2 separate regions of the Homo sapiens genome follow, and region 1 is linked to region 2. A link is an interaction called in ENCODE POLR2A ChIA-PET data of the cell type or tissue named here. Cell type or tissue: PC-9. All regions are shown on one strand. Links, peaks and the distances in the headings refer to the core of each region. The heading gives the core; the rest is flanking DNA.

Region 1 (5,375 bases), core at 136-5,135, 76 kb after region 2:
CTCATCCTGGTGCCCTGTGACCTTGGGAGAGGCTGTGGTTCCTCCCTTACAAAGTGAAGAGAAGGGCCCTGATGTGGCTAAGCTGTTTTATGGTTTTAAAAGTCCCATTGGACTCCTGCCTCCATCATGGACCTATGATGTTTGGACCTCAAGATACATCCAGCTCCGTTTTGTTTTTTTTTTTGACATAGTTATTTGCATATTTAAAGTTTACACACATGCCATGACTCCAGTGTTTTTTAAAAAATAAGCCCTTCGCGGTGGCTCTTGTCTGTAATCCCAGCACTTTGGGAGGCCGAGGCAGGTGGATCACCTGAGTTCAGGAGTTCACGACCAGCCTGGCCAACACGGTGAAACAGTGTCTCTACTGAAAATACAAAAAATTAGCCAGACATGGTGGTGGGCACCTATAATTCCAGCTACTCAGGAGGCTGAGGCAGGAGAATCACTTGAACCTGGGATGCAGAGGTTGCAAGTCCCTAAATGGAGGTAGAGCATGTGTTCCTATTTTATACACTCTCATATGGGAGATAAGTGGTTAAAGATGACTAGAAACCCAACCAGGCCTACCGGGGTGCTGGACAGACACAGAGCATTTCTAAGGGAATGCCACCAGAGAACAAATACAAATCTGTACAGAAATCTTTTTTTTTTTTTTCACACTTAAAAAGAATCACATCCTCATTCCAACAGCTTTACTAGGCTTGGCCAACCCAATAAGTGACACACTCACTCAGGTACTGGGAAGGTTATTGCACAGCTCCTTAACCGATCGAGTCAGGGCAAAGTGGTCACTTTCCCCACAGCCACACTCTGGATTTGTCTCCTGGGAAGAAACCATGCCTGGCCCAGGCTGAGGGGGCAGCTGCAGCGGAACCTTGCCTCCAGATTACGAACCAGTATAAGTAGCACAATTCTTGTGGCTACTTTCACTTCAGAGTGTCATGTTTATTGATGTGGAGCTTTCTGAATAGGGAGGTTCAGGCATTGCCAGGTGCTCAGTAAAACAAATATTTCTTGTAGCGCTCTAGATTGAGGGCAGCAGTCAATGGTAAAATAAATTTTAGTAGCATGTTCCTGAAAGGTTATACAGCAGCCCTGGTTCAAGGATTTCTCCCCCTGCACGATTCCTAAGACTGTTTGCTAGTTGATTCTTTGTTTTGGGAATTTAATGGTTTTGATGAATTTGCTGTGATCCAGGGGTGTTCAAGTACTTCTCTGAGCATTGGCCTCTGGCTGGGATTATGCTTCAACAGTCTTAAAATGAGGTCCTGGGTCCCTCTGTTACAGTCAGGGAATGTGAATTCAACCCATGATACTCGTTTTTTTTTTTTTTTTTTTTGAGATGGAGTTTCTTTCACTCTTGTTGCCCAGGCTGGAATGCAATGGCATGGTCTTGGCTCACTGCTACCTCTGCCTCCCGGGTTCAAGCGATTCTCCTGTCTCAGCCTTCTGAGTAGCTGGGATTACAGGCATGCGCCACCACGCCCAGCTAATTTTTGTATTTTTAGTAGAGACGGGGTTTCACCATGTTGATCAGGCTGGTCTTGAACTCCTGACCTCAGGTGATACGACCGCCTCGGCCTCCCGAAGTGCTGGGATTACAGGCGTGAGCCACCATGCCCAGCCCAACCCGTGATATTCTTTTGTAGGTCTCTTGGTGTACGTTTGCCTCAAAAGGAGGCTTCCCAACTAAAAATTCATAGCAAAGAACACCAAGGCTCCAGAGATCTACCTTCTCACCATGCATCTGACCTCCAATCATCTTGGGCGGGGGGCGGGGGCAGGTAGTCCAGGGTGCCACAGAGAGTGGTCCTCCTGGAGGATGGAGCATGTACTGACCACCCAATATTCTCAGACTGTGTGGTTATTTCCATGATGCCACCAGATTCTACCTAATTCTAAAATATGCACCACTTGGAACTGTCTATAGAGCTCCTTGGATTTCAAAGCAGTCCTAAAACAAACTATTATAAAACAAATGTCCCTGCCAGCTGAGAGTCTTCGTGCAGGGTCTTCCTGCTTCAAATGACTAAGAGGCTCAAGTCTTCTCCTGATCTAAGTGAAAATCAGACACCTAACATGGCAAGAGCCAGTATGTCAGGAGCTCTACAGACACGATCAAAGGGAGAAAGGTGGTGAGAAGGATACTGGCCTGCAGCACATACTTCCTGCTAGCTTCCAGCCCTGTGCATGCCAGCAAGAAAGACTCATTTTCCCCTAAGGACATTTTTTTTTTCCCTCTTACTCCACACCACAGAGGCAGAACAAGCCCCCACCTGCCGCCTGTGAGTCAGGCAATGGCGAGGCATTGAGGATGCGGTGAAGAGCTTCTCAATGCTGTCTCTATTCCTTAGGTTCAGGACGATTTTACGGAGTTACAGCTTCTGACCCTGGGCACTGGCAGGAGACTGAGGCTCAGGCCTGTTAATTATTTATAAAACAAGGATTCTGGCAGCCACCTCCCCAGGCTGCTGTGAGGATAAAGTGGAAGGAAGTACAGAAGGTTCCTGCCACATAGGAAGGCACCCAGTAAACACAGTCCCCTTCCCTCCGTGCTATGAGACCAACTTAAGCAGCTTGATCTCGATCCACTATGTGCCTCTGCTTGCCCAGCTGCATGTTTTTCCAGAGGCGCCCAAGTTTCTGCTCATTAAAATAGAATGTATGTTGGCAATCTGCAAATGCACACAGGATGTCAAATGCCTTCTCCTAGCTGTTTGGATCAATCAGACGGTGTTGGCTCTGCAACTTCTGCAGCACCTCCCTCCCCTGTCCCCCTCAATACAATCCCTACTGTCACACAGCCCACGCTGAAACTGCCCAGTGATACGTTTGTCTTGACTGCCAGGCGGCAAATGCCTGAGACTACAGACTATCTAGTCTCTGCTGGAGCTCCAGAGACCTGCATGTGCCTGATGTATAGTAGGGGAGGTCCTTGCTTGCTAGATAAACAAAGCACCAGAATACCTCCTGTGGGAGGGCTAGAGGGACCCTTTCAGGGCATCATTGCACTCACTGTGTTCACTGCATTCTTTTTTATACCAAGATTAATGAAATGAACGCTATTGCGATGATGTTGAAGTATTGTTTGCACTCTATTCCCATCCAGTCATCTCGAATAGGCAGCTCATTCCCCTCTCATATCAAAATTTTCCTACAATACTAATTTGACCTCCAAAATACAGCCCTACACCTGGAAAGCTTTTTTTTTAAAGGGTGAATTCCACAATAAAAATCAACAGCTACTACCATGTAATGAGCATTTCTTATGTGCCTGCCACAAGACACACAGGCTCCGCCCTTCATGTCTTCTCTCCTAATCCTCGCAGCCAGCCAGGGAGGGTGTACTATTCCCATTTCACAGGTGAGGAAGCTGAGACATGGAGAAGTGAAGTGTTCTGCCCCAGCTTACACAGCTAATCAGTGGATCAGATTCCATTCTGGCCTCCTAGCGTCACCTTCCCGGTTCTGGGGGAAGCTGCCACAGGATGTTCAACAAGGGAGAGGTGTTGGGGCTGCCGGTAAGAGGTGACACTCTGGCAGAAGTCCAGGCTCCAGAAAACAGGCTATGAACTAGAGGCAGTTCAGAAGCACAGAAGCATAATTTAAAAAATCTGCCACCCTGAATCCTGCACGTTGGCAATTTCTCCCCCAGCTAATACCTGCCAGCAGCTCTCACACTCCATCCGGCACAAGATGAGATTTACCAGGGCCCTCTGGCTTCCTACAAAGTAGTTGGGAGTGATCTGCAAGCCAGGGGCTGGAACAGACCACCCATTCTCAGGTATGCCTCACCAAGCCTTTTCCGTTACACCTCGCTCATCACCTTGTTCCCTTCTGTTCCATTACTCATGCTAATCCCACTTGTTATTCCTGGCTTCTGGAGTTCTCATCCATGGATGTAGATGCTCTCCACGCCCCTGATCTCCTCAACAGAGTGTGGCCTTCGGATCCTGGTTCCCACGCAGCACCAGCTGCACTTGGGACAGCAGGCATGTGAAGTCTGCTGCAGGATGCCACAAAAATTTCCACTGTGCACTACCCAGGAATTACATTTTCCGTGACACAGGAAGAAATAAAAGCCAAAACAAAGCTACTTTTTAAAAAAAGAAGAGCCGGATTGGGGATCGCTGAAGGCAGTTTTGCAGGATAATGTCTGCCTTCTCTACCATCGGAAATGAAATGAGTGTAGGGAAAAAGAGGAAACCATTTCTACCTCCTTACAAAATGCAATTCCAACCCCAAATAGATTAGCCGTTGGCAGCCTCCTCCAAATCAGCAGGATGGAAATCTGAGCCCTTTACCAGAACAGTACACACCTGAATGGGAAGACTAAAATCAGAGGTAAAAATATCCGGTGGGGAAGTCCTTGCTGGAACAATCATCTTCCTTGTAACCTTTGGTAAAATATTTGGCTCAGGCTCAGAGTGTCAACGGAGGTAGATGACACATTTCTAGTTTGATATGGCAGAGAGAGCATTTAAAAAGCTGCCTGGGGAAAGTCACGCTCCCCCTAAAATAATTAGTAAATTTTCAGAACCCAGTGGCCTAACAACCAAAAGTCCGCACCAAGAAATAAGCAACATGCCATTTGTGAACTCCCTGGAGGGTTAGGGAGAAAAGCTGGGAAGATGGGCATAGATCACAAGCCCTCCCATACTTTCTGCATCTGCAGACACATTTTTAGCCAGAAGAGAGTTCATGTTTGTTTTGATGGATGATATCTGAAAATGCTTTAAATTGTACACAACCCGATTTCACTGTATGGGACACTGGGATTAGCCCTGAGGTGTGGGAGAACACACACAGGACCCAAAGTCCAGAGACAGGATTCCAACCTAGCTCTGCTCCTAGCAGCTGGGTGACTGCAAGCAACAACCTCCCCTGCCTTAGTTCCTCATCTGCCAAATGGGGAGAATCTGTTTCATAAACTCCCCCAGTGTTGTAAAGATCCAGTGAGACAGGGTAGAAAAGTCTCTGCTAAATAGTAAAATGTTTTCTAAATGAATGATGTTAAAAGTTTATCATTACATTTAATATATTCATTTCATTTAACAACACCCATAATCTGTAGGGTAGATATTATCATTTACATCTTTATAGATGAAGAAATGATCTTGGAGAAGACGAGACCCAAGGCCACAGAGCGAGAAAAACCCAGCTTAGAGTCCAGCCCAGGACTTCTCAGCTATGACCAGAAGTACGCGGTACACAGATGCACTGGTACACAGAGGCACGTGGTACACAGAGACATGCGGTACACAGAGGCACCAGTACGCAGAGGCACACAGTACACAGATGCACTGGTATGCAGAGGCACTGATACACAGATTTACTGGTACACAGGGGCACTGCGGTATGCAGAGGCACTG
Region 2 (5,375 bases), core at 203-5,202:
GTACATAATGATATTTTGTGTGTGTGGTAGGGGGCTTGAGCCTCATTTTGCAGGGGAGAAAGCTGAGTCTTGGCAAGGTTAAACAACGTGCCCACAGCCCTTCCGTGGCTACAGACCAAACACTATGGACTGTGACTGATGGGATTCATGATACTGCATGTTCTCCCTCCCAACTTGCTTAAAGTTTAAAGTCCAGCTGGGCATTTTTGTCTTCTAGACTTCCACCCGAAGAGTTATTTCCAAGTTGCTCCCAGTGTACCATATCTGCAAACGTTTGTCTTATTTGTTCATACCACAGATTCCAGAACGGAAACAGCTTGCCATCCCAAAGACGGAGTCTCCAGAGGGCTACTATGAAGAGGCTGAGCCATATGACACATCCCTCAATGGTACATCCCAGCGGCTGGGGCTTGGGAGGGTGACTTACTGCTTCCTGCACAGATGTTGGTGCAGACTTACCTGGGGGTAACAGATACACTCATCCTGGGCTGGGTGACAGAGGGTAGTCTGGGCTGCTGTGACAGGAAAGCATGGTCCAAATTGAGAACTGGCCACAGAGCATTCAGCCTTTAGTGTGAATGGGGAGCCAAGACCCACAGCAGACCTAGCTGTCCTGCAAGGAGGAATGAGGGATGGTACACAACAAATAGATTGACTGCATCTGATGTTTTCTGTGGTTCCTGCCTGCAAGTTGTGAGATTTCAGCACAAAGGTGACAGAAGAGAGGAGTGTTGGCCAACAGGCCCAAGGCCCTGGTCAGCAATGGAAGTGGCGGTCAGGCTGAGTCTGAGCTCAGTTTCCATGTTCTTTCACTGGACTCATAGTTATGGTGCTCCCGCTGTGTCAGGGACAGGAGCCCAGTCATCCCAGCACTGACATTCCGTGAGAGAAAACAGACAACAAATAAACAGCATGTGTCGGTGGTGATAAGTGAGAGGATGGAAAACAGAACAGGAGCTGGGCTTCTGCAGGACAGGGGAGTTACTTTAGATAGGGAAGGCTTCTCTGATAGCATGACTTAAACAGATTCCTGAATGAAGTGGAGAGTGAGTCAGGCAGATACATTCAGGAAGAACTTTCCAGACAGAGAACATGGTATCTGCAAAAGCGTCAAGGCAGGAGAGCTCTGGGTGTGTCTGAGGAACAACAAGGAGGCCAGCATGGCAGGAGCAGGGGAGAATGAAAGGAGGTGGGGACGCAGATGGGGCTGCCAGCCACAGGAATGACTTTGGCCTAGTTCTGAATGAGGAAAGACTGCAAACCTCCAGAGGGTTACTTAGGGACTGACCTAACTTAGTGTATTACTCTGTGCTCATGCTGCTAATAAAGACACGCCCGAGACTAGGTAACTGATAAAGGAAAGAGGTTTAATGGACTCACAGTTCCACATGGTTGGAGAGGCCTCACAATCATGGTGGAAGACGAAGAGCAAAGACGTCTTACATGGCAGTAGCAAGAGAGAGCGTGTACAGGGAAACTCCCCTTTATAAAACCGTCAGATCTCGTGAGACTTATTCACTATCACGAGAACAGCATGGGAAAGACTCACCCCCATGATTCAATTACCTCCCACCAGGTCCCTCCCATGACACGTGAGAATTATGGGAGCTACAATTCAAGACGAGATTTGGGTGGAGACACAGCCAAACTATATCACTTAGGTATTGAAAAGATCGCCCTGGACACTGTGTGAGCGGCTCTGTAGGCAGGGCTCATGCTAACACCCTCTGTCCTTGGCTGATGGCTCTCAGCCTGAGGAAGTTGGATCAAAAGTGCTCTTGGTGTGGGGATTTGATCACACAGGAAGGCTTTGAGATTCAGAAAGAAGTGGTTGTGACCCTCGTCTCTGTGGCAGCTGGACTGTGGTCCTCCCCTTCTGTCCTCCTTCTCTTTCCTTCCTTTGTAGGTGAAAGGGCTTTCAAAGCATAAATCAATCAGCAGATATAAAAGGCTAGGGCCCCTGGGGCTGGGAATGAACTAGGCTGAGGAAGGTGTTGTTGGTTCCATAAAGAGCAGGACCAGGAATGAGATGGAACCAACCTAAGTGCCATCAACCAATGAGGGGGATAAAGAAAATGTGGTACATACACACCACAGAATACTACTCAGCCAGAAAAAGGTATAAAATAATGTTTTTTGCAGAAACTTGGATGGAGCTAGAGGCCATTATTCTAAGTGAAGTAACTCAGGATGAAAAACCAAATATCTTATGTTCTCACTTATAAGTGGGAGCTAAGCAATGAAGACCCAAAGGCATGAGTGATATAATGGACTTTGGGGACTAGCGGGGGAAGATTGGGAGTGGGGGTGAGGGATAAAAGACTACATATTCGGTACAGTGTACACCACTCGAATGACAGTGCACTATCTCAGAAATCATCATTAAAGAATGCATCCACCTGAACCCCAAAAACTATTGAAATAAAAATAAAAAGAACAGGACCAGGGATGAGATGGGACCGGTGACTGGGAGCGGGATGGGATTCCCCTGCCCTTCCTTCACACTTACCTGCCACCTCCTGCTGGGAACTCTGTGGGAAGTGAGCGCCTGTTTAGGCTGAGTCTATTCTAAGACGCTGGCTTTGTGGGCAGCCAGCACTTAGCATTGACCCACTGAGCATGCGAGGTGGTGCCAGCTCACCAGTCGGGCTGTGATTTCAGACCAAAGGCGAGGGTGCGGTGCTGCTGTCTGGATGCGCGTTGAAGGTGGAAACAGTGACTCACCGCAGTGAGCACTTCCCTGCTCCCAGGTGTGGCCGGGCCAGCAGGGGCCTGCCTGCCAGACGCACCAGGGGGCCGGTTTGTGGGTCAGACACTCCATCTCGACACAAACAAGTGGTCAGAAAGGCCAGCGCTTCTTGGTTTTGTCTCTCAACTGTGAGTTCATATTGGTCGTAGCCGGGACTAGGGGTCATCCCAAGGACAGCTTGAACTCACTGTGTGGAGTGGGTCAGGAAAGCTCCAAGATGGAGGAAAACCAGCTGCGAGGTGGGAGGGAACATAGCCCTGCCTGTCCTGCCAAGGAGAGGCCTGGGGATGACTTGGGGAGAAGCAGTCATGGTCAGCACAGAGGGAGGCCTTCACCTGCCTTACAAGCTGGCCTGACCTCAGGTCCTGCCTGGTCAAACAGTGTGACATGCAGGTTGTGACTGGAGGAATAGGCGTGGGGCCCCAGCCCCTTGCTATAGTTGGCGGCCATAGCGATTTGCTGACTTCTTGCAAAAGGCCAGTTGCTTGGATTCTTGACCTGCTCTATCAGCCCTATCCCCACACCGCTCCCCTGGGTCATGTCCCTCTCTCTGAGCACATGTGTAATAAGTGCCCTGCTGGCCTGTGCTAGGGATATCGGGGTCTGCCCTGCTTGCCAGAGATACCAGGTTCTTCACTGATGGTGTCTCACCCTGGGGTACTGCTAGCAGCTGTAACAAATAACCCAGCAGCTCCTGTTTATAGTAACACAATGCAAACCTGTTTCTCACTCGGGTATTTCAGTGTGGGGCATTACTCATCCTCATGTAGATTAGGTGCCCGGGCTCCTTCCATGTTTGTCTCGGCCACCCTCGAGGGACGCAAAATCCTCTGCAAAGAGAGAGCAGAGAACCCCTATCTGCTTCTTAACAGCACCAGCCGGAAGTCACGCACATCACTTCTGCCCACAGTCCCTTGGTGACAAGTAGTCACATGGTCATCTCTGGATGTGAAGGGGTCTGGATCTAGGAAATGATGTCCTTGGCTTAGCAGTGGCCTCACCCAACAGCCTACACCTCTGATGGGCAAGCACTAACCTCTGGTGGACTGGCAGCCGAGTTGCCACATCTGGGTCTCTCTCTTTGTGTCTCTGCACTTGGGCGTGCTCCTCTCTTCATTCTGTCTCTCTTCTCTTCCCTCTGTCTGTGCTCCTGGATGTTATGCAGGTCACTCTGGCGGATTTCTCCCCACTGGAGTCCCCAGATGGGTGCAGGTGCCCGAAGGAGTCATTTATGCCACGATCACCTTGGGTACTGCTTACTCCCCGAGCTGGAATGCCAGTGATTCTTGCCTGCTGCCTGTCTCTCAAAGATGTGTGCATGTCCCGAGGGTGGCCACTGTCTTCTTCCTGTCCTCGTGCATGAGTCTTGCACTTGCATGCCACGTGCGATCTTCCAGAGGAGCAACCTACTTGGCTTTCCACAGCCCCCACCCCCCACCCATGTGGTATCAAAACACATGGCTAAAAGACCCACAGTGTGCATGGCTGTTCTGCCCTCAGTTCCACAGGACACAGTGAGGTAGAGTCTACCTAGGGATGGCAGATGGGGATGGCATTATCTCAGCATCCTGCCTCTCATTCCTGTTCACCCTGCCCCTCCTAGAAGCCAAGTATCTGTTTTAAGAATATCATACTGTTTTTGTTTTGTTTTGTTTTTGGGACAGAGTCTGGCTCTGTCACCCAGGCTGAAGTGCAGTGGCATGATCTTGGCTCACTGCAACCTTCACCTCCCAGGTTCAAGGGATTCTCCTGTCTCCGCCTCCCAAGTAGCTGGGATTACAGGCACGCATCACCATGACCGGCTAATTTTTGTATCTTTAGTAGAAACGGGGTTTTGTCATATTGGCCAGACTGGTTTGAAACTCCTGGCCTCAAGTGATCTGCCCTCCTCAGCCTTCCAAAGTACTGGAATTACAGGCATGAGCCACCATGCCTGGCCAAGAATATGCAATGTTTGTGGTGTGCTGTGATCCCTTTTAGGGGTAAAAACAATTATTAATATATTTGCTCTAAATTTCCTCCAAGATACTCCAGGAGTATGATTTGTTGTTCTTTTTTTTTTCTTTTTTTTAGACAGAGTCTCACCCTGCCGCCAGGCTGGAGTGCAGTGGCGCGATCTCAGCTCACCGCAATCTCCACTTCCTGGTTCAAATGATTCTCCTGCCTCAGCCTCCTGAGTAGCTGGGATTATAGGCGTCCATCACCATGCCCGGCTAATTTTTTTTTGTATTTTTAGAAAAGACAGGGTTTCACCATGTTGGCCAGGCTGGTCTCAAACTCCTGACCTCAAGTGATCCACCCGCCTTGGCCTCCCAAATTGCTGGGATTACAGGTGTGAGCCACCATGCCCAGCCTCTTTTTTTTCTCAATGTTTTTTCTTTCATACCTAGTCCTGTTGATGATTTGCCGTTCTTAGTTTCCTAATACCCCCATGGAGGAGGATGGGCAGATGTTAGAATTCTTCATGAAACATGTGGGGCAACCCCAGAAGCACAGAACAGTGGAGACTTACCCAAATTCTTCACAGTAAACTCTGTAGCCTCCTCCATTAATTTTTGTTACTGAAGGAAGTATCCCAATGACAGTATATCATTTTTTAAATGTCGCTTATTATACAGATAATGCA

Evidence for each region. Peaks named below come from ENCODE experiments on the same cell type or tissue, not always from the same donor. Only the 100,000 strongest peaks of a DNase experiment are listed, where the experiment ranks them.
Region 1: POLR2A ChIA-PET joins it to region 2 with 5 read pairs; 3 of 35 experiments call an interaction of 5 or more read pairs at or near these places.

Annotation. Positions count from the first base shown.
Region 1 is chr10:114,242,473-114,247,847 of GRCh38, reverse strand. All of the region lies in intron 1 of VWA2 (von Willebrand factor A domain containing 2), which reads right to left. It also overlaps the pseudogene AURKAP2. Among named protein-coding and RNA genes, the nearest start is that of VWA2, 5.9 kb to the right of the region's middle. In PC-9, for the core only: no CTCF peak of the experiment used is centred there; DNase peaks (open chromatin) are centred at 697 and 2,197; H3K4me3 peaks cover 445 bases; H3K27ac peaks cover 2,584 bases.
Region 2 is chr10:114,318,185-114,323,559 of GRCh38, reverse strand. AFAP1L2 (actin filament associated protein 1 like 2) reads left to right here. Exons shown (of 19, transcript NM_001001936.3): 5 at 299-389. LOC105378494 (a long non-coding RNA gene) reads right to left here and starts at 2,554. Exons shown (of 3, transcript XR_946334.3): 1 at 2,510-2,554; 2 at 460-613. RefSeq lists enhancers at 2,227-2,928, 2,339-3,538. In PC-9, for the core only: no CTCF peak of the experiment used is centred there; DNase peaks (open chromatin) are centred at 2,709 and 3,469; H3K4me3 peaks cover 389 bases; H3K27ac peaks cover 3,430 bases.